Regions from separate parts of the Homo sapiens genome. Here region 2 is linked to region 1. A link is a loop called in an ENCODE intact Hi-C map of the cell type or tissue named here. Cell type or tissue: PC-3. All regions are shown on one strand. Each heading gives the region's core, and the rest is flanking DNA. Links, peaks and the distances in the headings are about the cores only.

Evidence for each region. Peaks named below come from ENCODE experiments on the same cell type or tissue, not always from the same donor. Only the 100,000 strongest peaks of a DNase experiment are listed, where the experiment ranks them.
Region 2: a loop joins it to region 1, with 4 times the contacts of the local background. A loop is called at or near these places in 4 of 110 quality-filtered maps.

What each region holds. Positions count from the first base shown.
Region 1 is chr20:47,841,826-47,847,522 of GRCh38, reverse strand. LOC105372636 (a long non-coding RNA gene) reads left to right here and starts at 4,254. Exons shown (of 3, transcript XR_936785.3): 1 at 4,254-4,344; 2 at 5,166-5,383. RefSeq lists a silencer at 5,311-5,511. In PC-3, for the core only: no CTCF peak of the experiment used is centred there; DNase peaks (open chromatin) are centred at 2,782 and 3,122; H3K27ac peaks cover 2,447 bases.
Region 2 is chr20:47,908,059-47,913,755 of GRCh38, reverse strand. No RefSeq gene overlaps it. Among named protein-coding and RNA genes, the nearest start is that of LINC01523, 72 kb to the left of the region's middle. In PC-3, for the core only: no CTCF peak of the experiment used is centred there; DNase peaks (open chromatin) are centred at 2,505, 2,785 and 3,835; H3K4me3 peaks cover 322 bases; H3K27ac peaks cover 2,500 bases.

The DNA.
Region 1 (5,697 bases), core at 1,813-4,312:
TGGCTGGAGACAAATGGTCAGATTCGGTTCTTTTATCTGTAGCAGGGACTCAAACCCAGGGTGTCCTGGCTGCTGGAAGGTTGAGCAATGCTGAGCCGTATTTCCACACATGGCTTCACTGGCAGAAGCAGGGCTGTCCTGTGGCCGAGAACCCCTCTTCCAGCCCTGCACGGGTCCCCTGACCCCTAGGCCTGCAGGCATTCACATACCCCCCTGCAAAGCCCCCAACCCTCCTTGGGCAAGGACAGGCACAGCTTCAGGACATCGTCCTCCTGCCCTATGTGGGCAGAGTTGAGACCCCAGAGCTGAGAGGGAGGCTCCCCAATACCCATCTCCCCGATAATGGCCAATGCTCCACAAAGGGTCACTTCCAAAGAATGCCAGGTGGCAGGCACCAGGTTTTGGCATCTGATATGCTCCCATCCGCTCCCTGGGTCCAAAGCATTCATCCTTTGTAATCTCTGACGGGGAACAACTGGCTGTTGTCCTTTAATTAGCAGGGGACACACTAAGCTATGGTCTCCTGCAGGCTCCATAAACATCCGTGAAATCAGCCTGGTGACTCCAAGCTCGGTGCAGACTGCGGGGACCCATAGTGGCCAAGACCCCGTCCCTGGTCTGGCTCTGCGAACAGCCTCCAGGAGAAACTGCCAAGCCGCTGGGACTCGTGGCAGCTGCTCAAGCTGGCAAGTTCTTTCTTGCAAATTGAGATCCAGGCTGCAATCTGGGCTGGCTCTGCACATTCTGGGTGCCCGTTATCTGCTGGTTGGAGCTGCCTGGACACCTCTGAGGGCTGCTTGTGCATGGGTGGGGGCTGCTTTTGAACACATGGCTGTCCCATGGGCCGCGCCTTCTCCACTTCTTCTGGCCTGATTAAATGATGGTTATTGCAGGGAGGATGCAGGGCCAAGCATCCTCTTATGCAGCACCATGAGATGCGGGGTGTCCAGTGTCCCAGGAGAAATTCCAGCCTCATTTCCCTCTGAGACACTGGGAAGAGGCCACGTGCAGTCTCAGTGCCCGGATCCCAGGTGCGTAGTCTGAGTCTGCATGAGGTGCCAAGGTCTGGCCCTGGGCTGTGTGGGATGAGATTGAAGTGTGTCTGATGGGAGGGCCCAGGTCGCACCCACCAGGTGCCAAGAGTGCACAGATGTAGACGCCAGTGCCTGCCCAAGTCACCCAAAACGGAGAAAGGGAGGCGCTGGGAAGCCCTCGGGCCAGAGGCTGATGACGTGGAATCCTCGAGGGGACTGCCTGCTGCTCAGGGTAGAAGGGGACATCCTAATGCGGCACCCATGACAGCCCCCCACCATTCCTGCCCCTCAGACCCACTGTCCCTGGAGACCTGCAGAGGGAACCACTGCTGAAGAGAAGGCGTCTCCGTCACTTGCTTTGTCTCCCCTTGGTCACCACAAAGACAGATGCTCCCAGCCCTCAGGTGACAAGCTTGTGTTTCTGCCCCCTTCTGATACCCCTGCTCTACGGGTGTGGCCACTGCTCCTGGCTTGCAGTGTCTGTGCGGCTATGACAGCCCAGGTTCCTCTCAGGGCGGGTGTCCCTCCTGCAGAAAGCTCACCCTGTCTCCTGGGCCCTGGCCCTGCTCCTGGACAGAGGAGGGAAGGACTGGGGTGGTGGCTGATGGATTCTCAGGTCACCTTTTTCCTGTATTCCCCTGGGCTCTTCCTTCAGAGCCTCCACCCTGCACCCTGATGACTCACTGCATCTCATGTAGGAAGCCCCCGGTGACATCTCATGCCCTGTACACAGGTCCCTGCAGCCTGGGCCCCTCCTCAGCTCTGCTGCCTCTGGCGGAAACCCCACTTTCACCCCTCCCTCCTTACGTCTGGCGGGGATTGCAGGGGGCTTGTTGGAGGGAAGCCACATGTGAGACCCACATGACACACCAACCTCCCACTGTGCAGACCGCACCCCATCTATTTTCTTCCGTCCCTTCTGCAGTCAACACAGCCCTGGCTCTGCATTCGGCCCTCTCTTCACAGGGCTGTGTCTGGGCAGATGGGGCTGGAAAACAACTTGCTGGGCCCAGCTGGGGTGTGTTGTGGATGTCACAGCCCGGCCTGTGCAACAGGAGGCTCCAGGATCCCTTTAGGGGTAGGGTAGGGGGCGGGGGAATGCAGGTTAAATGGGATGGGCAGGGGCAGGCAGGCAACAGGGGTGATTAATTTTTCTCAAAGCGTTGCCAGGCTACCTTTCAATTCCTTGTCTGTGGCCCAGGCCAAGGAAAGCAAATGTTCTGCTGCCAACCTGGCTTGTCTTTTAATCATACCCTTTGCTTGTCAGTTTAGACACCCTGGTATATTCTCATTGCTTTTTAGCAATCTTTGCAACTTGCTGGACTTTTCCACCCAAATAGGAACAGTAGATCATGTGTACTGTGTGCCAGGCACTGTGCTAAATGCATTAGCTATTTCAATCCTCACAATAGCCCTATGAGATGGGCACTATCATTATCCTTATTCTGTAGACGAGGAAATTCGCACAGAGAGGTTAATTAATTAGCCCAGAGTCACTCAGCTAGTGAGTGGCAGAGCTGAGATTTGAACCTAGGCAGCCTGGCTTCAGGGTCTATGCTCTTAATCTCTCACTGTAGGGGCTCTTAAGTGAGTTTCCAGCTTCCATGGCTTCAGTTGAAGGGACTTCTCTGTGGAGGCAGGGCTAGGAGGAATTTTATCCATGGGTCCTACAGCAGCCATCTAGAAGGATGGGATTGGCTGTGACTCAGACTCTACCCTTGGTGCTGCCTCTGCCTGGAGCTCTGTCCCCTGGCTCATCCCAGGATCTGCTCCGTCTCCCTCCTCAGGACTCAAGTGCAGCATTGCAGAGGATGTTTGCTGAGCACCTGCTATCTGCCAGGCACTGTGCTAGGTGCAGGGGATCTTGCAACAAACAAAATTCCTGCTTTTATGGAGCACACATTCAGTAAGTGGAGAGGGATAAACAAATCAGTGAAAGGTATGCATGTCAGCTGCTAATCCATGCTACAGGGAGACATTCAGCAGGCTTGGGGATAGGAAGCTCCAGGTATGTGGGAGGGTGTGTTAGCTTCCTGTGGTTGCTATGACGAATCACCACCAACCTGATAGCTTCACACAACACATATGGACTCTCTCCTAGCTCTGGAGGTCAGGAGTCTGCCGTCAGTTTCACTGGGCTAAGTCAAGGTGTCAACAGGGCTGGCTCCTGCTGGATGCCCTGAGGGCAGGACTCTTTGCATTTTCAGTGTCTGTATTTCCTTCCTTCTTTCCTTCCTTTCTTTGTTTCTTCCTTTCTTCCTTTCTTTCTTTCTTTTTCTTTCTTTCTCCCTTCCCTTCTCTTCCTTTCCTTTCTTTCCTTCCTCCCTTCCTTTCTCCCTTCTCTTTCTCCTCCCTTTCATTCCCCTTCCCTCCTTCCCTTCCCTTCCTTCTCCTCCCCTCCCCTCCTCTTTCTTTCTTTCTCTTTCTTTCCTTCTTTCTTCTCTCCCTCTCTTTCTCTTTCTCCCTCCCCTTCCCTCTCCTTCCCTCCCTCCCTCCCTCCCTCCTTCCCTTCCCTTCCTTCCCCTTCCCCTTCCACTTCCCCCTTCCCTTCCCTTCCCTTCCCCTTCCTTCCTTCCTTCCTTTTTTTTCCTCTCTGTCTTTGTCTCTTTCTTTTTTTTAGAGACAGAGTCTCGCTCTGTCACCCAGGCTAGAGTGCAGTGGTGCAATCTTGGCTCACTGCAGCCTCTGCCTCCTGGGTTCAAGTGATTCTCCTGCCTCGGCTTCCCAAGTAGCTGAGACTACAGATGCGCACCACCAGGTCCAGCTAATGTTTTTTGTATTATTAGTAGACACAGGGTTTCACCATGTTGGCCAGGCTGGTCTTGAAATCCTGACCTCAAGTGATCTACCCGCCTCGGCCTCCCAAAGTGCTGGTCTGGCCTGTATTTTCTTTTGAGCCCCTCATACTCCTGGGAGCGTGGCTCCTTCCTCCATCCTCAAGCACATGATTCCAGTCTCTGCCCTGTCACTACAGCTCCTCTGACTCAGACCCTCCTGCCCTCCTCTTATAAAGACCCTGTGATTACACTGGGCCCACCCAGGTCATCCAGAGTCATCTTTCCATCTCAAGATCCTTCACTTTACACCAGCAAAGCGCCTTTGCAATGGACATACACACAGGGCCCAGGGGTTTTAATGTGGACACATATGGGGGGCCCTTGTTCAGCCCCCTATGGAAGGTGGTTGTTGATTTTCAGTAGGATGGTCAGGGAAGACCCTGCTGAGAAGCCACCATTTGAGCCAAGACTGGAGGAGCTGAGGCTGCGGGCCAGGATGACATCGAGGGTGGAGCCTTCCAGGCAAAAAAACAGTGAGTACAAAGCCAGCAACAGGTGTGCTGGCATGTTCCCGGAAAACCGGGGAGGGAGCCACAGCTGCGGCCGAGTGAGGAGAGGAGCAGCGGGAGGTGAGGCCAGAGAAGCCTTGGAGGCAGAAGCTGCGGGCCTCATGGTTATCATGAAGCTCCGGGTTTTACTCTGAGTACGCGGGAGCCATGGAGAGTTCTGAGCAGAGGAAGCACAGGACCTGACCTGGGTTTCACAGGCTTCCTCTGGCTGCTGTGTGGAAAATAGGTAAATAGGGCAAGAGTGGAAGAAGGGAGGCCTGTCGGGAAGCTTTTGCACAATGGCCCGGGTGAGAAAGACTCATGGCTTGGAGCAGATGCTGGGATGTGTCCCCCACATCCCCTTTCAGGAGCAGGCACGCATGCCCCACTGCCCAGGGGGTTGCCTGCTGAGAGCTCACAGCTGAGACCCTCCCCAGAAAATGCCCCTGGCTGACAGGAGCTGCTTTGCCCAGTCACCCTTCCTGGGGTCCCTCCATCTCCAAAGACTAGTAGTAAACACAGGGGTCTAAAGGTCCAGCCCCTTGACTCAATTCTTCGCAGTTCTGAAGGGCCGTCTTCACTGCAGACTTCCTCGAAGGATGGATTGCAAAGTCATGTGTAGAGTGTGCAGGGCTCGGGTGAATGTCTATATGTCTCTCTATATTTTAGGATCGCTGTCTACATTAGCAATTTGTTTAAAAATATATTTCAAAATTCCTGTGCCCACGTGAGGTCTAGTGATTTATCCATGAAGGTATAGAATAACGGATAGAGAAGGGATACTTATGTGGTTTGTTGTCCGACAGATCGTGTGAAAGTTTTTCGTCATGTCCAGGCACCACCTCTTCCCGGTCAGGCCCACGTTACATACGAGGACAATGGAACAAGTCAAAGGCAAAGCAACACGTCCCCCTGTAAAAACTGTCAGTGTAACCGTCCACTTCCGTATCTGTCCAGTCACTTAACAAACATTGACGGACCACCTTTAAACACAGGCTGCTGTGCTGGTGTCTGGGACACAGCGGTGAGTAAGAGCCATCTGATCTCATGACACTCTCAGGAAGTTCCAGTCTATGAGGATGGACAGCATGCAGGTCAACACATAAACATCATTCAGACTGTGAAAAATACAACAAAGGACACAGATTGGGAGATGGGATAAAGAGTCATGGGGGTGGAGCTACTGTCTCATTTTGGGTGGTCTGGGAAGGCCTCTCTGAGGAGGTGACATGTGGGCTGAGTCCTGAAGGATAAGAAGGGGCTGCCATGGGTGATTTGAGGGAACAGTGTGCTAGGTGGGAGGAACAGCAAGTGCTAAGGCCAGAGATCAGGCAGATC
Region 2 (5,697 bases), core at 1,399-3,898, 67 kb before region 1:
GTCTCTGCATCCCCATCTCTTAGCACTGTCCTGACTTCTTGGATACCCTGGCCTCATATTTGATCCTCCTGATCTCTGGCCTTTACACTTGCTATTCCCTCCACCTAGCATGCTGTTCCCTCAAATCACCCATGGCAGCCCCTTCTTATTCTTCAGAACTCTGTCCACATGTCACTTCCTCAGAGAGGCCCTCCCAGACCACCCAAAATGAGACAGTAGCTCCACCCCCATGACTCTTTATCCCATCTCCCAATCTGTGTCCTTTATTGCATTTTTCACAGTCTGAATGATGTTTATGTGTTGACCTGCATGCTGTCCATCCTCATAGACTGGAACTTCCTGAGAGTGTCATGAGATCAGATGGCTCTTACTCACTGCTGTGTCCCAGACACCAGCACAGCAGCCTGTGTTTAAAGGTGGTCTGTCAATATTTGTTAACTGACTGGACAGATATGGAAGTGGACGGTTACACTGATAGTTTTTTACAGGGGGACTTGTTGCTTTACCTTTGACTTGTTCCATTGTTCTCATATGTAACGTGGGCCTGACCAGGAAGAGGTGGTGCCTGGACATGACGAAAAACTTTCACACGATCTGTCGGACAACAAACCACATAAGTACCCCTTCTCTATCTGTTATTCTATACCTTCATGGATAAATCACTAGACCTCACGTGGGCACAGGAATTTTGAAATATATTTTTAAACAAATTGCTAATGTAGACAGGGATCCTAAAATATAGACAGACATATAGATAGTCACCTGAGCCCTGCACACTCTACGCATGACTTTGCAATCCATCCTTCGAGGAAGTCTGCAGCGAAGACGGCCCTTCAGAGCTGTGATGAATCGAGTCAAGGGGCTGGACCTTTAGACCCCTGTGTTTACTACCAGTCTTTGGAGATGCAGGGACCGTAGGAAGGGTGACTGGGCAAAGCAGCTCCTGTCAGCCAGGGGCATTTTCTGGAGAGGGTCTCAGCTGTGAGCTCTCAGCAGGCAACCCCCTGGGCAGTGGGGCATGCATGCCTGCTCCTGAAAGGGATGTGGGGGACACATCCCAGCATCTGGTCCAAGCCATGATTCTTTCTCACCCGGGCCATTGTGCAAAAGCTTCCCGACAGGCCTCCCTTCTTCCACGCTTGCCCTATTTACCTATTTTCCACACAGCAGCCAGAGAAAGCCTGTGAAACCCAGGTCAGGTCCTGTGCTTCCTCTGCTCAGAACTCTCCATGGCTCCCGCGTACTCAGAGTAAAACCCGGAGCTTCATGATAACCATGAGGCCCGCAGCTTCTGCCCCCAAGGCTTCTCTGGCCTCACCTCCTGCTGCTCCTCTCCTCACTCGGCCGCAGCTGTGGCTCCCTCCCTGGTTTTCCTGGAACATGCCAGCACACCTGTTGCCGGCTTTGTACTCACTGTTCTTTTGCCTGGAAGGCTCCACCCTCGATGTCATCCTGACCCACAGCCTCAGCTCCTCCAGTCTTGGCTCAAATGGTGGCTTCTCAGCAGGGTCTTCCCTGACCATCCTACTGAAAATCAACAACCACCTTCTGTAGGGGGTGGAACAAGGGCCCCCCATATGTGTCCACATTAAAACCCCTGGGCCCTGTGTGTATGTCCATTGCAAAGGGGCTTTGCTGATGTAGTTAAGTGAAGGATCTTGAGATAGAAAGATGACTCTAGATGACCTGGGTGGGCCCAGTGTAATCACAGGGGTCCTTATAAGAGGAGGGCAGGAAGGTCTGAGTCAGAGGAGCTGTATGACAGGGCAGAGACTGGAATCATGTGCTTGAGGATGGAGGAAGGGGCTACAAGCCCAGGAATATGAGGAGCTTAAAAGAAAATACAGGCCGGGTGCGGTGGCTCATGCCTATAATCCCAGCACTTAGGGAGGCCGAGGCAGGCAGATCACCCGAAGTCAGGAGTTTGAGACCAGCCTGGCCAACTTATACTGAAACCCCATCTCTACTAAAAAATACAAAAATTAGCTGGGCATAGTGGTGCATGCCAATAGTCCCAGCTACTTGAGAAGCTGAGGCAGGAGAATCGCTTGAACCCAGAAGGCAGAGGCTGCAGTGAGCCGAGATCACACCCCTGCACTCCAGCCTGGGCGACACAGCAAGAGTCTGCCTAAAAAGAAAGAGAGAAAGAGAGAGAGAGAAAAGAAAAAGAGAGAGAGGAAAGAAAAGAAAGAAAGAGAAAGTGAGAAAGAGAGAGAAGGAAGGAAGGAAGAGAAAGAAGAAAGAAAGAAAGAAAGAAAGAAAGAAAGAAAGAAAGAAAGAAAGAAAGAAAGAAAGAAAGAAAGGAAAGAGAAAGAAAAGAAAAGAAAAAAGAAAAATACAAACACTTGAAAACACAAAGAATCCTGCCCTCAGTGCTTCCAGCAGGAGCCAGCCCTGCTGACACCTTGACTTAGCCCGGTAAAACAGACGGCAGACTCCTGACCTCCAGAGCTAGGACAGAGTCCATCTGTGTTGTTTGAAGCTATCAAGTTGGTGGTGATTTGTCACAGCAACCACAGGAAGCTAACACACTCTCCCACATACCTGGAGCTTCCTATCCCCCAGCCTGCTGAATGTCTCCCTGTAGCATGGATTAGCAGCTGACATGCATACCTTTCACTGATTTGTTTATCCCTCTCCACTTACTGAATGTGTGCTCCATAAAAGCAGGAATTCTGTTTGTTGCAAGATCCCCTACATCTAACACAGTGCCTGGCAGATAGCAGGTGCTCAGCAAACATCCTCTGCAATGCTGCATTTGAGTCCTGAGGAGGGGGAAGGAGCAGATCCTGGGATGAGCCAGGGGACAGAGCTCCTGACAGAGGCAGCAGCAAGGGTAGAGTCTGAGTCACAACCAATCCCATCCTTCTAGATGGCTGCTGTAGGACCCATGGATAAACTTCCTCCTGGCCCTGCCTCCACAGAGAAGTCCCTTCAACTGAAGCCATGGAAGCTGAGGACTCACTTAAGAGCCCCTACAGTGAGAGATTAAGAGCATAGACCCTGAAGCCAAGCAGCCTAGGTTCAAATCTCAGTTCTGCCACTCACTGGCTGAGTGACTCTGGGCTAGTTAATTAACCTCTCTGTGCCAATTTCTTCGTCTACAGAATAAGGATAATGATAGTGCCCATCTCATAGGGCTATTGTGAGGATTGAAATAGCTAATGCATTTAGTACAGTGCCTGGCACACAGTACACATGATTCTTATTTGGGTGGAAAAGTCCAGCAAGTTGCAAAGATTGCTAAAAAGCAATGAGAGTATACCGGGTGTCTAAACTGACAAGCAAAGGGTATGATTAAAAGACAAGCCAGGTTGGCAGCAGAACATTCGCTTTCCTTGGCCTGGGCCACAGACAAGGAATTGAAAGGTAGCCTGGCAACGATTCTAGAAAAATTAATCACCCCTGCTGCCTTCCTGCCCCTGCCCATCCCATTTAATCTGCACTCTCCCGCCCCCTACCCTACCCCTAAAGGGATCCTGGAGCCTCCTGTTGCACAGGCCGGGCTGTGACATTCACAACACACCCCAGCTGGGCCCAGCGAGTTGTTTTCCAGCCCCATCTGCCCAGACACAGCCCCGTGAAGAGAGGGCCGAATGCAGAGCCAGGGCTGTGTTGACTGCAGAAGGGACGGAAGAAAATAGATGGGGTGCGGTCTGCACAGTGGGCGTTGGTGCATCGTGTGAGTCTCATATGTGGCTTCCCTCCAACAAGCCCCCTGCAATCCCTGCCAGATGTAAGGAGTAGGGGGAGGGCTGAAAGTGGGGTTTCCCCCAGAGGCAGCAGAGCTAAGGAGGGGCCCGGGCTGTAGGGACCTGTGTACAGGGCATGAGATGTCACCGGGGGCTTCCTACATGAGACACAGTGAGTCATCAGGGTGCAGGGTGGAGGCTCTGAAGGAAGAGCCCAGGGGAATATGGGAAAGAGGTGACATGAGAATCCATCAGCCACCACCCCAGTCCTTCCCTCCTCTGTCCAGGAGCAGGGCCAGGGCCCAGGAGACAGGGTGAGCTTTCTGCAGGAGGGACACCGGCCCTGAGAGGAACCCAGGTTGTCATAGCCACACAGGACACTGCAAGCCAGGAGCAGTGACAACACCCATAGAGCAGGGGCATCAGAAGGGGGCGGAAAGAGGCTTGTCACCCGAGGGCTGTGAGCATGTGTTTGCAGTGACCAAGGGGAAACAAAGCAAGTGACGGAGACACTTTCTCGTCAGCAGTGGTTCCCTCTGCAGGTCTCCAGGGACAGTGGGTCTGGGTGGCGGGAACACTGGAGGGCTGTCACGGGTGCCGCATCAGAATGTCCCCTTCTACCCTGAGCAGCAGGCAGTCCCCTCCAGGATTCCACGTCATCAGCCTCTGGCCCGAAGGTTTCCCAGCAGCTCACTTTCGCCATTTTGGGTGACTTGGGCTGGCATTGGCATCTACATCTGTGCACTCCTGGCCCCTGGTGGGTGTGACCTGGGCCCTCCCATCAAACATGCTTCAATTCCGTCCTACACAGCCTAAGGCCTGGCCCTGGCCCCTCATGCACAGACTCAGACGACACACTTGGGATCCAGGCACTAAGACGCTGCACGTGGCCCCATCCCAGTGTCTCAGAGGGAAATGAGGCTTGAATTTCTCCTGGGACACTGGACACCCCACATCTCACGGCGCTACATAAGAGGATGCTTGGCCCTGCATCCTCCCTGCAATAACCATCATTTTATAAGGCCAGAAGAAGTGGAGAAGGCGCGGCCCACGGGGCAGCCATGTGTTCAAAAGCAGCCCCCACCCACACACAAGCAGCCCTCAGAGGTACCAAGGCAGCTCCAACCAGCAGGTAAAACAGGTGGCTGGAATGTGCAGAGCCAGCCCAGATCGCAGCCTGGATCTCAATTTGCAAGAAAGAACTTGCCAGTTTAAGCAGCTGCCATGAGTCCGGGTGGCTTGGCAGTTTCTCCTGGAGGCTGTTCTCAGAGCCAGACCGGGGGCGGGGGCTCCCCTTGGCCTCTGTGGGCCCCCGCAGTCTGCACCGAGCTTGGAGTCACCAGGCTGATTTCACGGATGTTTATGGAGCCTGCAGGAGACCATAGCTTAGTGTGTCCCCTGCTAATTAAAGGACAACGGCCAGTTGTTCCCCGTCAGAGATTATAAAGGATGATTGCTTAGGTCCCCAGGGAGTGGATGGGAGCGTATCAGATGCCAAAACCTGGTGCCTGCCACCTGGCATTCTTTGGAAGTGACCCTTTGAGGCGCATTGGCCATTATCGGGGAGATGGGTATTGGGGAGCCTCCCTCTCTGCTCTGGGGGCTCAACTCTGCCCACATAGGGCAGGAGGACAATGTCCTGAAGCTGTGCCTGTCCTTGCCCAAGGAGGGTTGGGGGCTTTGCAGGGGGGTATGTGAATGCCTGCAGGCCTGGGGGTCAGGGGACCCATGCAGGGCTGGAAGAGGGGTTCTCAGCCACAGGACAGCCCTGCTTCAGCCAGTGAAGCCATGTGTGGAAATACGGCTCAGCATTGTTCAACCTTCCAGCAGCCAGGACACCCTGGGTTTGAGTCCCTGCTACAGATAAAAGAACCGAATCCGACCATTTTCTCCAGCCATTCTCAGACTCTGCCTCTCTCCCCAGCCCCTCCACCCCTGTGTTCAAGGAAGGCAGAGCCCAGAACCTGTCATGTGGGACCTTGGGCTTTCCACGGCCTGATCAGTG